Regions from separate parts of the Homo sapiens genome. Here region 1 is linked to region 2. A link is an interaction called in ENCODE POLR2A ChIA-PET data of the cell type or tissue named here. Cell type or tissue: Caco-2. All regions are shown on one strand. Each heading gives the region's core, and the rest is flanking DNA. Links, peaks and the distances in the headings are about the cores only.

Region 1 (5,377 bases), core at 215-5,214, 170 kb after region 2:
CAAAAGAACACCTAAAATTTTTAAACGCATAAAAATGTTAAAATTCCATGACTCATCTGATCGTACAGGTCCCAGAAAACAAAACATAGGGCTTAGGGTCCATACAATATTAATTCAAGATACATCATTACAGAGTTCTCAGAAATGCAAAAATATTCTTTTAAAATAATTAAGAAGTACTTACTTCCTTCCTCGAAATAATGGGGAAGCTGAGGTCTGTATTGGACTGACATTTCCATATGTCAGCTGCTGTAATGACACAGCTCTAGACAAGCTAACAAAATCAAAGAAAAGAACAGTAATTTATACATATTTTTTCTTTAAAAACAAAACCAGTCTCTGAAAAAAAATTAAATACATCCGTATCAAAAAAAAATGTGACGACATATTCTCCATGTTCAAAAGTTTCATACAAAAAGGGTTTATGTCAAATAGAAAATGAAATTTACCAACAACATGGGCCAAAATATCACCATACTCACTCTGCATTCTGAAAGTTGAATTGTGCATCTATAAGCTGCTGGTGTGAATAAACAGTAGGTGACAGGGTAAAGAAGTTATTATGTTGTTGATGATTTGGAGTGAAGGGTGGGCGACCCAAAATTGAGTTTGGGAACATGCTCTTGTTCACTGGAAGTGAACATGTATTCTTCTACCTAGGATAATTTAAAAAGACAATATTAAATTATCATAGCTTAAAGACACTAAACACTTTGATAACTATTATCCACTAACTTAAAACAATTAGTTATCAAGTTACAAATTTTATTTGCAAAGTTAAATAGGTCTCCTAAGTGCCACTGTAGGTAACAAAAGAAAACTAATAATAAATTCCAAATCTAAGATTAACATAATTCAAACAGCAAGATATATGCACATTTCTAATTTTCTGATTAATTTACCCTAATACTTTTACCCTCGTATCAACAAATCTTTTAGAAATCCAAGTTATCACCTGACATTAATAAAATCCCACAGATTATTACATTTATTCTCAAACTAATTTATACAAAGGTATAAACCATCACATGACATCCTGATTCCTAGAATTTGGATCTTACAGGTCTGATCAAATAAGGAATGGATTTTATATTGTCTTAACAATTTATAAGATTCTGAGATTCCCCTCAAAGTCTACATAATTTATATAAAAGACTTCCAATAAAAGAGGGCTATGTTCCACAGGAATAGGGAAAAATTGTACAAAGCAATCAGAATCCTTCACTGATCCAGGGAGGAGAGTAGATATTTATTCTTTGCAGTGACCAATATATCAAGGCTGTAGTCTTGCAAAGGATAGGATAAAGTAATAAACTGAAAATGAGGATCAGGTAAAGTCTACAAAGAAAAATAGGACCCCTCAGCCCACTTTCTCAAAGCAAGCAATTAGAAAACTCTTATGAAAAAACAAAATGAGAGAGAAACTATGTAACGTAGTAACAAGAGAACATAATAATACTTGGGAGTCCATCAAGAAAATGTCAAGGTAGCTAACTAATCAACTTAACATGAAGCCAACTAGTTGACAGGCCCTACCCACATACTTTTAGAGTTTCTAATTAGACTCCTGATATTCTCACTTAAAATAGGCATCCATGGATCACCAGAAGAAAAATAAAACCTGGGAATAAACAGAAACGATGTCAGGAACAAATGAACACTCAAAAAAAAAACTCAGATTAATGAAAAGACATTGCATATATAAAACAAGAATATGCTATTTAAAAAGAAAGGGGCCGGATGTGGTGGCTCACACCTACAATCCCAGCACTCTGGGAGGCCGGGGTGGGAAGACTACTTGAGCTCAGGAGTTCAAGACTAGCCTGGACAACAAAGTGAGACCCTGTCTCTATAAAAAAAAAAAATCAAAAAAATTAGCCAGGCACAGTAGTGTTTGCCTATGGTCCCAGCTACACAGGAGGCTGAGGTGGGAGGATTGCTTGAGTCCAGGAGGTCAAGGCTGTAGTGAACCATGTTCATGCCACTGCACTCCACCCTGGGACACAAGGCAAGACCCTATCTCACAAAAATAAAATAAACAGGCTCTGGGAAATTATAAAATTGAAAGCAAAACTACCCAGCAGAAATTTAAAAGATAACTTTGAGGAAATGTATTAGAAAGAACGAAAAGGAAAAGGTGGTAGGGGCAGGAAGGAGGCAAGACAACAGAAGAGAAAACAAAAAGTATTAAACTATGTGATCTAACATTGTAACAGAAGGTCCAGAAAGAACAGAAAAAATACAGGACATTACCTAATAAATAAAACAAAAAAAATGCCAAAGACTGAAAGACACCAATCCCCAGACTGAAAGGATCTAAAGGGTACAAAGCACAGTAAAAAAGTTACATGTCAAGGTATATTATATTGAAGTTTCAGAATATCACACAAAAAAAGGAAGTTTATAAAATATTCAAAGAGGGAAAATGTTATAAACAAACGGCAAGAAATCAAAATGGCTTTGGACTTCTCAATAGCACAGGACATGGACTCATGACTTCAAATCTCTGACGGAAATGCTCTCAGGCTGTAATTCTATACCTAGCTGTACTATCAATGCAAAGGCAACTAGAAACATTCTTAGACATTTAAGTTATCAAAAAAGAAAAAGAAAACCTGGAATCTAGAAAAAGGGAGATCTGATGTAGGGCAGAAACAAAGTAAATTACCCGAGATGACAGTGATGGGAAGCTAACAGTTCAAATTAGAATGGGAGGATGCAGGGCTTCAAGAAGATATCTAAGAAAAGAAAAATCAACTGGTGGATTATCTGATGTATTTGACCATAGAGATAAGTTCTGTTAACAGAGTAGAAATAATTTTAGAAATACAGAAAAGTAGCTAGTTAAAAATAAATTACCAAAGAAAAAAACACTCAATAGGTAATATAAAAAAGGCAATATAATCAGTTACCTGATTCTTACAAAGAATGAATATACTGATTTTTTTAAAACTGAGTTACTATATAAAATTTATTATATATTATTTATATATGACACTACCTTATACATTTGTGTTTATATATCACAAGTTTTATATGGAGGATGACAAGAGGGTACAAAAAGTGCTAAATTCTCATTTTCAGTAAAAATAAATCAAAAGAATGAACTATAGAAGCTTTATTCTTTTTTCTTTTCTTTTTTTTTTTAAACAACAGAGTAAAGTAAAACTAGGTAGCCAGAAGAATTGAAGTAGCTGCCTCTGGGGATTGTGACTAGGAGGGCTGGAAAAACTATGAGAGACAACAGGGGAGAAAAAGAAAAATCTGGGAAGAAATTAATAAATCCCTCACAAACATTGTTCCTTGTTTTTTCAATTCCATAAGATTAAAATTCCCTAGGTTGGCCACAGATAACAAGGCTCACCAGTCCAGGGTTCATAACAGATTGTGGACAAAATTCTATGAACCATCATCAGACCTCATCCTAAATGCCTGACTCTAATTTGGACCAGAGACAAGGTTAACCTCCAGAAAACAAGAGTCTGTCAACTTTCTTTAGCAGACCCTTATGTCTTTTTACAAGAGATTTTTAAAAAAGAAAATAATCCTGTCATATTTCCTCACCTGTACACCCTAGCTTCTTCAGAGGAAATGGAAATATCTTGAACTAAGCAGCATTCCAGGGAATCCCCTAGCAAAAATACATACAATAATCCTGGGCTGGGCAGTTGCTCATGCCTGTAATCCCTTGGGAGGCTGAGGCAGGCAGATTGTTTGAGCCCAGGAGTTAAAGACCAGCCTGGGCAACACGGTAAAACCCCATCTCTACAACAAATACAAAATTAGGCTGCACGCCTATAATCCCAGCACTTTGGGAGGCCGAAGCAGATGGATCACCTAAGGTCAGGAGTTCAAGACCAGCCTGACTAACATGGTGAAATCCCTACTAAATACAAAAAAAATCAGCCAGGCGTGGTAGCACATGCCTGTAATCCCAGCTACTTGGGAGGCTGGGACAGGAGAATCGCTTGTACCTGGGAGGCGGAGGTTGCAGTGAGCCAAGATCGCGCAATTGCACTCCAGCCTGGGCAACAAGAACAAAACTCCATCTCAAAAAAAAAAAAAAAAAAAAAAAAAATTAGGCCGGGTGCAATGGCTCATGCCTATAATCCCAACACTCTGGGAGGCCGAGGTGGGCAGATCACCTGAGGTCAGGAGTTCGAGACCAGCCTGGCCAACACGGCAAAATCCCGTCTCTACTAAAAATACAAAATTAGCTAGCGTGGTGGTGGACACCTGTAATCCCAGCTACTTGGGAGGCTGAGGCAGGGGAATCGCTTGAACCTGGCAAGCAGAGGTTACAGTGAGCAGAGATCGCACCACTGCACTCCAGCCTGGGCGAAAAAACGAGACTTCGTCTCAAAAAAAAAACAAACACACAACAAAAATTAGCCAGGTGTGGTGGTCTGCATCTGAAGTCCCAGCTACTCTGGAGGCTGGGGTGGGAGGATCGCTTGAGCCAGGGAGACGGAGGTTGGAGTGAGCCGAGGAGACTGTGCCACTGCACTCCAGCCTGGTCAACAGAGCAAGACCCTGTCTCAAAAACAAAAAAAAAAAAGAAAAAAGAAAAATCTTGGATTGCCAGATTCAAGACTGGCAACGAACACTTTTCACCCTTTGCTCAGGCTCACACTCCTTCTTGGCCTTTTTTACTCTGGTTCCCTAACCTAATTTCCCATAAAACATAGGATCCTACTTCATAGGATTTATGAGAAAATGATATTAAATACAATTCACTGTAACAAATTTTGCTTGATAGTTCATTTTGTTGGAATAGACACTACAAATCTAGTGAATGGAAGAAATATGTATTCAGAAAAACTAGAATTAAAATCTTGTACTTTCAGGTTTATTTAAATCGGTTCATAGCAAAAAGCCTAGATACTTTTGTTTATACCTATAAAAAATATGCTGTTTTTCCTCTATAACTGAATAAGGTCCATGTATATTAAGATTTGAAGATGCAAAATGACATCAAGAGCCCAGGCCTCACCTTGTTTTCATCTCTTACACAGCCAAATCCAAACTAAGTCTAAAGATGACTTGTGGCTCAGAACTACTCTACCAAGTTAATGACCAAATTATCCCCAGCTTAAAAACTTAGATTGAGTCCACAGCCAGATGTTTAGTCTAGGGCAGAAATCTAGTTTAGCATATTCCAAATTCCCAGAAATATATCAAGCTCTGGAGCCCCTGCAAAACAAAGGATCTGTCAGCCTCTCCTCAGTATGAATTTTGGCCCTCAAGTCAGGCTCTTTTTAAAGAAGGTAGGCTTCAAGTAGAGGAAAATCATTCCGACGCATTCGTTCTATGCTCACCAATATAGGTATTCTGAAAGACATCTAGAGTTGAGGAAGTAAATGAAACGCCTATGAAT
Region 2 (5,377 bases), core at 164-5,163:
GAATTTCAGACTTCATTTGCTCCCTAAATAAATATGTATTGATCACTTATCATGTGCCCAGGCCCTGTCTCTGCCTGTTATTCTGAGGGCTTGTTGAGGAGGCGGGGGTGGGAAGGGGAAAAGTGACAAGGATTGGTGGGGAAATTTTAGCTTTAGAGACAAAGACAACACACTGGCTTCATTTTATAACAACACAGTTGTTAAACAGCAAGGATACTGTTTTGTAGGTAAGTGTTTGCCCTTAAGATGATGAAGTCTGTCAAGGAGAAAATTCCACATATATAGTCAACTGCATGCTCTGTCTCATTGCTCATTTAAAGAATAAAGGTTTACATGGTACTGAAGTCAAAATATGGGATCCGTCCTGCTTTCAGTGCATGAAACAGGTCAGGCAGATTTGACAAATGTGCACAATGTCCTCATTGAATCTGTGAAATAAAAGCAGCAGGCACGCAAACAAAAGTAATACGAAATGTGGTGGTGTTTTATTGTATACAAGTTGCCACCTTATGCTCAAGCACCAAGAACAAAGCAAAAAAGGTTAGAACAAATGGTTCGTTTCCTTGTCTACTTATTCTGACTCCACTCAGATGTCACCAAAGTCTTCATGTCAGCTGTCCCTGCTTTTTAGCCTAACAAAAACTTCAAAAATTCTGGAATTTGAGATCTAAAGAGTAGCACTCTTCCAGAGATTATGATTTTTTTAATTTTAGAAACAAAAATTTGTCCTAATTGTAACTAAGTCCATATGACTTATAACAAGCATTGCATAGTTTGCAGTAGAATTCAAGTTCACAGAATACCCAAACTAAGGTGAGTGATCAGACAGCAAATGAGGCCACGATTGTTGGTACTTAGTTGGTGCTTAGGGATTTTATACCAGTAAATAACACGACTGATGTGACTATGATTGGAAGTCTACAGCCAATAATAAAATTTGAAAGACAATTAGAAATTTGACTCAAATGGTCTCATTTTGGGCCCTAAGTGTGGGATCCTCCCTACAAGTGCCATAGTGCAATGGAAAGAGATGGCTTTATGTGTGGAAGTCCCAGAGACGTGAGGGCAGTGAGCAGCGCAGCACCTAGAGCCTCTGAGCAGCAGCCATGAAGTCGATTGCTGGTGGATGATAAGCTCCAGTGGAGCTGAAACTTATCACAGAGCATTGTGCCCAGCAGGCTTCAGAGGCCTCTCAACCTGCTCATCTCACCCTTGGTAGCTCCACTGCTACAAAGCAGAGAGAAATGACTTAGAGGAGACTCACTGTCTCCTCAGAAGGCCTTGGGCTGCTCTGCGAATGAGAGATGGTCTCTTTCTCTGTTGTTTCAGAGGAAAATGAGTGGAAGCCCCCAGCAGCTGATGCTTGTGAGGACAGCCTCTCTAGCTTGGGCCCTTTTATTCTTGAGTTTTGGCAAGGAGCAACTGGAAAGTTTGCCATGACTAAGGTGCACAATGGGGTCAGAATCATTTTTGGTAGGAATTGAAAAGGATTTTTACGAAGTAAAAAATAATTGGGGTCATAATGGTTAAGGGGGATATTAAAAGCATTCCCATTAAGTCAGAGAGAAACATGAGGTTAAAAACACTGGGAGGGAGGAGGTAAAATTACTACCATTTGCAGATGATGGGACCATTTATCTAGAGAACCCAAGAAAATCAGTTGAAAAACTCTTACATAATAAGAGAATTCAGTAAGATGGCTAGATATAAAACTGATACAAGAAATCAAAAGCCTTTATATACAAATAACAACTAGATAGGAGATAAAATGAAAAATCTTATTTAGAATAGTGACAGACATAAAAATATATAAAGATATAAGATCTATATAAAGAACATTTTTTAAGATGCTACTGAGGGAAACAAAAAAAGACTTGAGTGAAGGGAAAGGCACATCAGTTCTTGGATAGGAAAATGCAACATCATAAAAATTTCAATTCTCCCTAAGTTAATCTATAAATTTAACATGATCTCTAAAAATAACAAATAGTCAGGAGCAGGCTGATGGAGGAGGCTACGCATCCTGATTCTAAAGATCATATCAAATACAAACTAGCAAATAGAAAAAAAAAGTCAGGAAGCGGCAACCTAATCTACCAGGAATTCTAAATTATAAAGCTACAATAATAAAACCAGTATGGTCCTGGGGCATAAATAGATGGATCAATAGACAGATTATAAAGGTCAGGAATAGACCCAAACATATAGTCTCTTGAGTGTATAATAATGGAAGTATTTCAGATCAGAAGGGAAAATGATGGGTTTTCCTGATGGGACAGCTAGATAGCCATACTAAAAAAAAAAAAAAAGTAGGATTTCCTACTTCACACAATCTACTGAGATAAATTCCAGATGATAAAATACCTAGTTTTTAAAAATGAAATTACTGGGAGCCAAGATGGCCGAATAGGAACAGCTCCGGTCTACAGCTCCCAGCGTGAGCGACGCAGAAGACGGGTGATTTCTGCATTTCCATCTGAGGTACCGGGTTCATCTCACTAGGGAGTGCCAGACAGTGGGCGCAGGCCAGTGTGTGCGCGCACCGTGAGCGAGCCGAAGCAGGGCGAGGCATTGCCTCACCTGGGAAGCGCAAGGGGTCAGGGAGTTCCCTTTCCGAGTCAAAGAAAGGGGTGACGGACGCACCTGGAAAATCGGGTCACTCCCACCCGAATATTGCGCTTTTCAGACCGGCTTAAGAAACGGCGCACCACGAGACTATATCCCACACCTGGCTCAGAGGGTCCTACGCCCACGGAATCTCGCTGATTGCTAGCACAGCAGTCTGAGATCAAACTGCAAGGCGGCAGCGAGGCTGGGGGAGGGGCTCCCGCCATTGCCCAGGCTTGCTTAGGTAAACAAAGCAGCCGGGAAGCTCGAACTGGGTGGAGCCCACCACAGCTCAAGGAGGCCTGCCTGCCTCTGTAGGCTCCACCTCTGGGGGCAGGGCACAGACAAACAAAAAGACAGCAGTAACCTCTGCAGACTTAAGTGTCCCTGTCTGACAGCTTTGAAGAGAGCAGTGGTTCTCCCAGCACGCAGCTGGAGATCTGAGAACGGGCAGACTGCCTCCTCAAGTGGGTCCCTGACCCCTGACCCCCGAGCAGCCTAACTGGGAGGCACCCCCCAGCAGGGGCACACTGACACCTCACACGGCAGGGTATTCCAACAGACCTGCAGCTGAGGGTCCTGTCTGTTAGAAGGAAAACTAACAACCAGAAAGGACATCTACACCGAAAACCCATCTGTACATCACCATCATCAAAGACCAAAAGTAGATAAAACCACAAAGATGGGGAAAAAACAGAACAGAAAAACTGGAAACTCTAAAATGCAGAGCGCCTCTCCTCCTCCAAAGGAACGCAGTTCCTCACCAGCAACGGAACAAAGCTGGATGGAGAATGATTTTGACGAGCTGAGAGAAGAAGGCTTCAGACGATCAAATTACTCTGAGCTACGGGAGGACATTCAAACCAAAGGCAAAGAAGTTGAAAACTTTGAAAAAAATTTAGAAGAATGTATAACTAGAATAACCAATACAGAGAAGTGCTTAAAGGAGCTGATGGAGCTGAAAACCAAGGCTCGAGAACTACGTGAAGAATGCAGAAGCCTCAGGAGCCGATGCGATCAACTGGAAGAAAGGGTATCAGCAATGGAAGATGAAATGAATGAAATGAAGCGAGAAGGGAAGTTTAGAGAAAAAAGAATAAAAAGAAATGAGCAAAGCCTCCAAGAAATATGGGACTATGTGAAAAGACCAAATCTACGTCTGATTGGTGTACCTGAAAGTGATGTGGAGAATGGAACCAAGTTGGAAAACACTCTGCAGGATATTATCCAGGAGAACTTCCCCAATCTAGCAAGGCAGGCCAACATTCAGATTCAGGAAATACAGAGAACGCCACAAAGATACTCCTCGAGAAGAGCAACTCCAAGACACATAATTGTCAGATTCACCAAAGTTGAAATGAAGGAAAAAATGTTAAGGGCAGCCAGAGAGAAAGGTCGGGTTACCCTCAAAGGAAAGCCCATCAGACTAACAGCGGATCTCTCGGCAGAAACCCTACAAGCCAGGAGAGAGTGGGGGCCAATATTCAACATTCTTAAAGAAAAGAATTTTCAACCCAGAATTTCATATCCAGCCAAACTAAGCTTCATAAGTGAAGGAGAAATAAAATACTTTATAGACAAGCAAATGCTGAGAGATTTTGTCATCACCAGGCCTGCCCTAAAAGAGCTCCTGAAGGAAGCGCTAAACATGGAAAGGAACAACCGGTACCAGCCGCTGCAAAATCATGCCAAAATGTAAAGACCATCGAGACTAGGAAGAAACTGCATCAACTAATGAGCAAAATCACCAGCTAACATCATAATGACAGGATCAAATTCACACATAACAATATTAACTTTAAATATAAATGGACTAAATTCTGCAATTAAAAGACACAGACTGGCAAGTTGGATAAAGAGTCAAGATCCATCAGTGTGCTGTATTCAGGAAACCCATCTCACGTGCAGAGACACACATAGGCTCAAAATAAAAGGATGGAGGAAGATCTACCAAGCCAATGGAAAACAAAAAAAGGCAGGGGTTGCAATCCTAGTCTCTGATAAAACAGACTTTAAACCAACAAAGATCAAAAGAGACAAAGAAGGCCATTACATAATGGTAAAGGGATCAATTCAACAAGAGGAGCTAACTATCCTAAATATTTATGCACCCAATACAGGAGCACCCAGATTCATAAAGCAAGTCCTGAGTGACCTACAAAGAGACTTAGACTCCCACACATTAATAATGGAAGACTTTAACACCCCACTGTCAACATTAGACAGATCAACGAGACAGAAAGTCAACAAGAATACCCAGGAATTGAACTCAGCTCTGCACCAAGCAGACCTAATAGACATCTACAGAACTCTCCACCCCAAATCAACAGAATATACATTTTTTTCAGCACCACACCACACCTATTCCAAAATTGACCACATAGTTGGAAGTAAAGCTCTCCTCAGCAAATGTAAAAGAACAGAAATTATAACAAACTATCTCTCAGACCACAGTGCAATCAAACTAGAACTCAGGATTAAGAATCTCACTCAAAGCCGCTCAACTACATGGAAACTGAACAACCTGCTCCTGAATGACTACTGGGTACATAACGAAATGAAGGCAGAAATAAAGATGTTCTTTGAAACCAACGAGAACAAAGACACCACATACCAGAATCTCTGGGACGCATTCAAAGCAGTGTGTAGAGGGAAATTTATAGCACTAAATGCCTACAAGAGAAAGCAGGAAAGATCCAAAATTGACACCCTAACATCACAATTAAAAGAACTAGAAAAGCAAGAGCAAACACATTCAAAAGCTAGCAGA

The links. ChIA-PET counts read pairs that join two places held together with the same protein. Peaks named below come from ENCODE experiments on the same cell type or tissue, not always from the same donor. Only the 100,000 strongest peaks of a DNase experiment are listed, where the experiment ranks them.
Region 1: POLR2A ChIA-PET joins it to region 2 with 5 read pairs; 2 of 35 experiments call an interaction of 5 or more read pairs at or near these places.

Annotation. Positions count from the first base shown.
Region 1 is chr5:79,614,891-79,620,267 of GRCh38, reverse strand. It overlaps TENT2 (terminal nucleotidyltransferase 2), which reads right to left. Exons shown (of 15, transcript NM_001114394.3): 2 at 483-656; 3 at 185-274. The coding sequence starts at 619. Among named protein-coding and RNA genes, the nearest start is that of TENT2, 5.1 kb to the right of the region's middle. In Caco-2, for the core only: no CTCF peak of the experiment used is centred there; no DNase peak of the experiment used is centred there.
Region 2 is chr5:79,781,951-79,787,327 of GRCh38, reverse strand. All of the region lies in intron 9 of CMYA5 (cardiomyopathy associated 5), which reads right to left. Among named protein-coding and RNA genes, the nearest start is that of CMYA5, 95 kb to the right of the region's middle. In Caco-2, for the core only: no CTCF peak of the experiment used is centred there; a DNase peak (open chromatin) is centred at 2,527; H3K4me3 peaks cover 692 bases.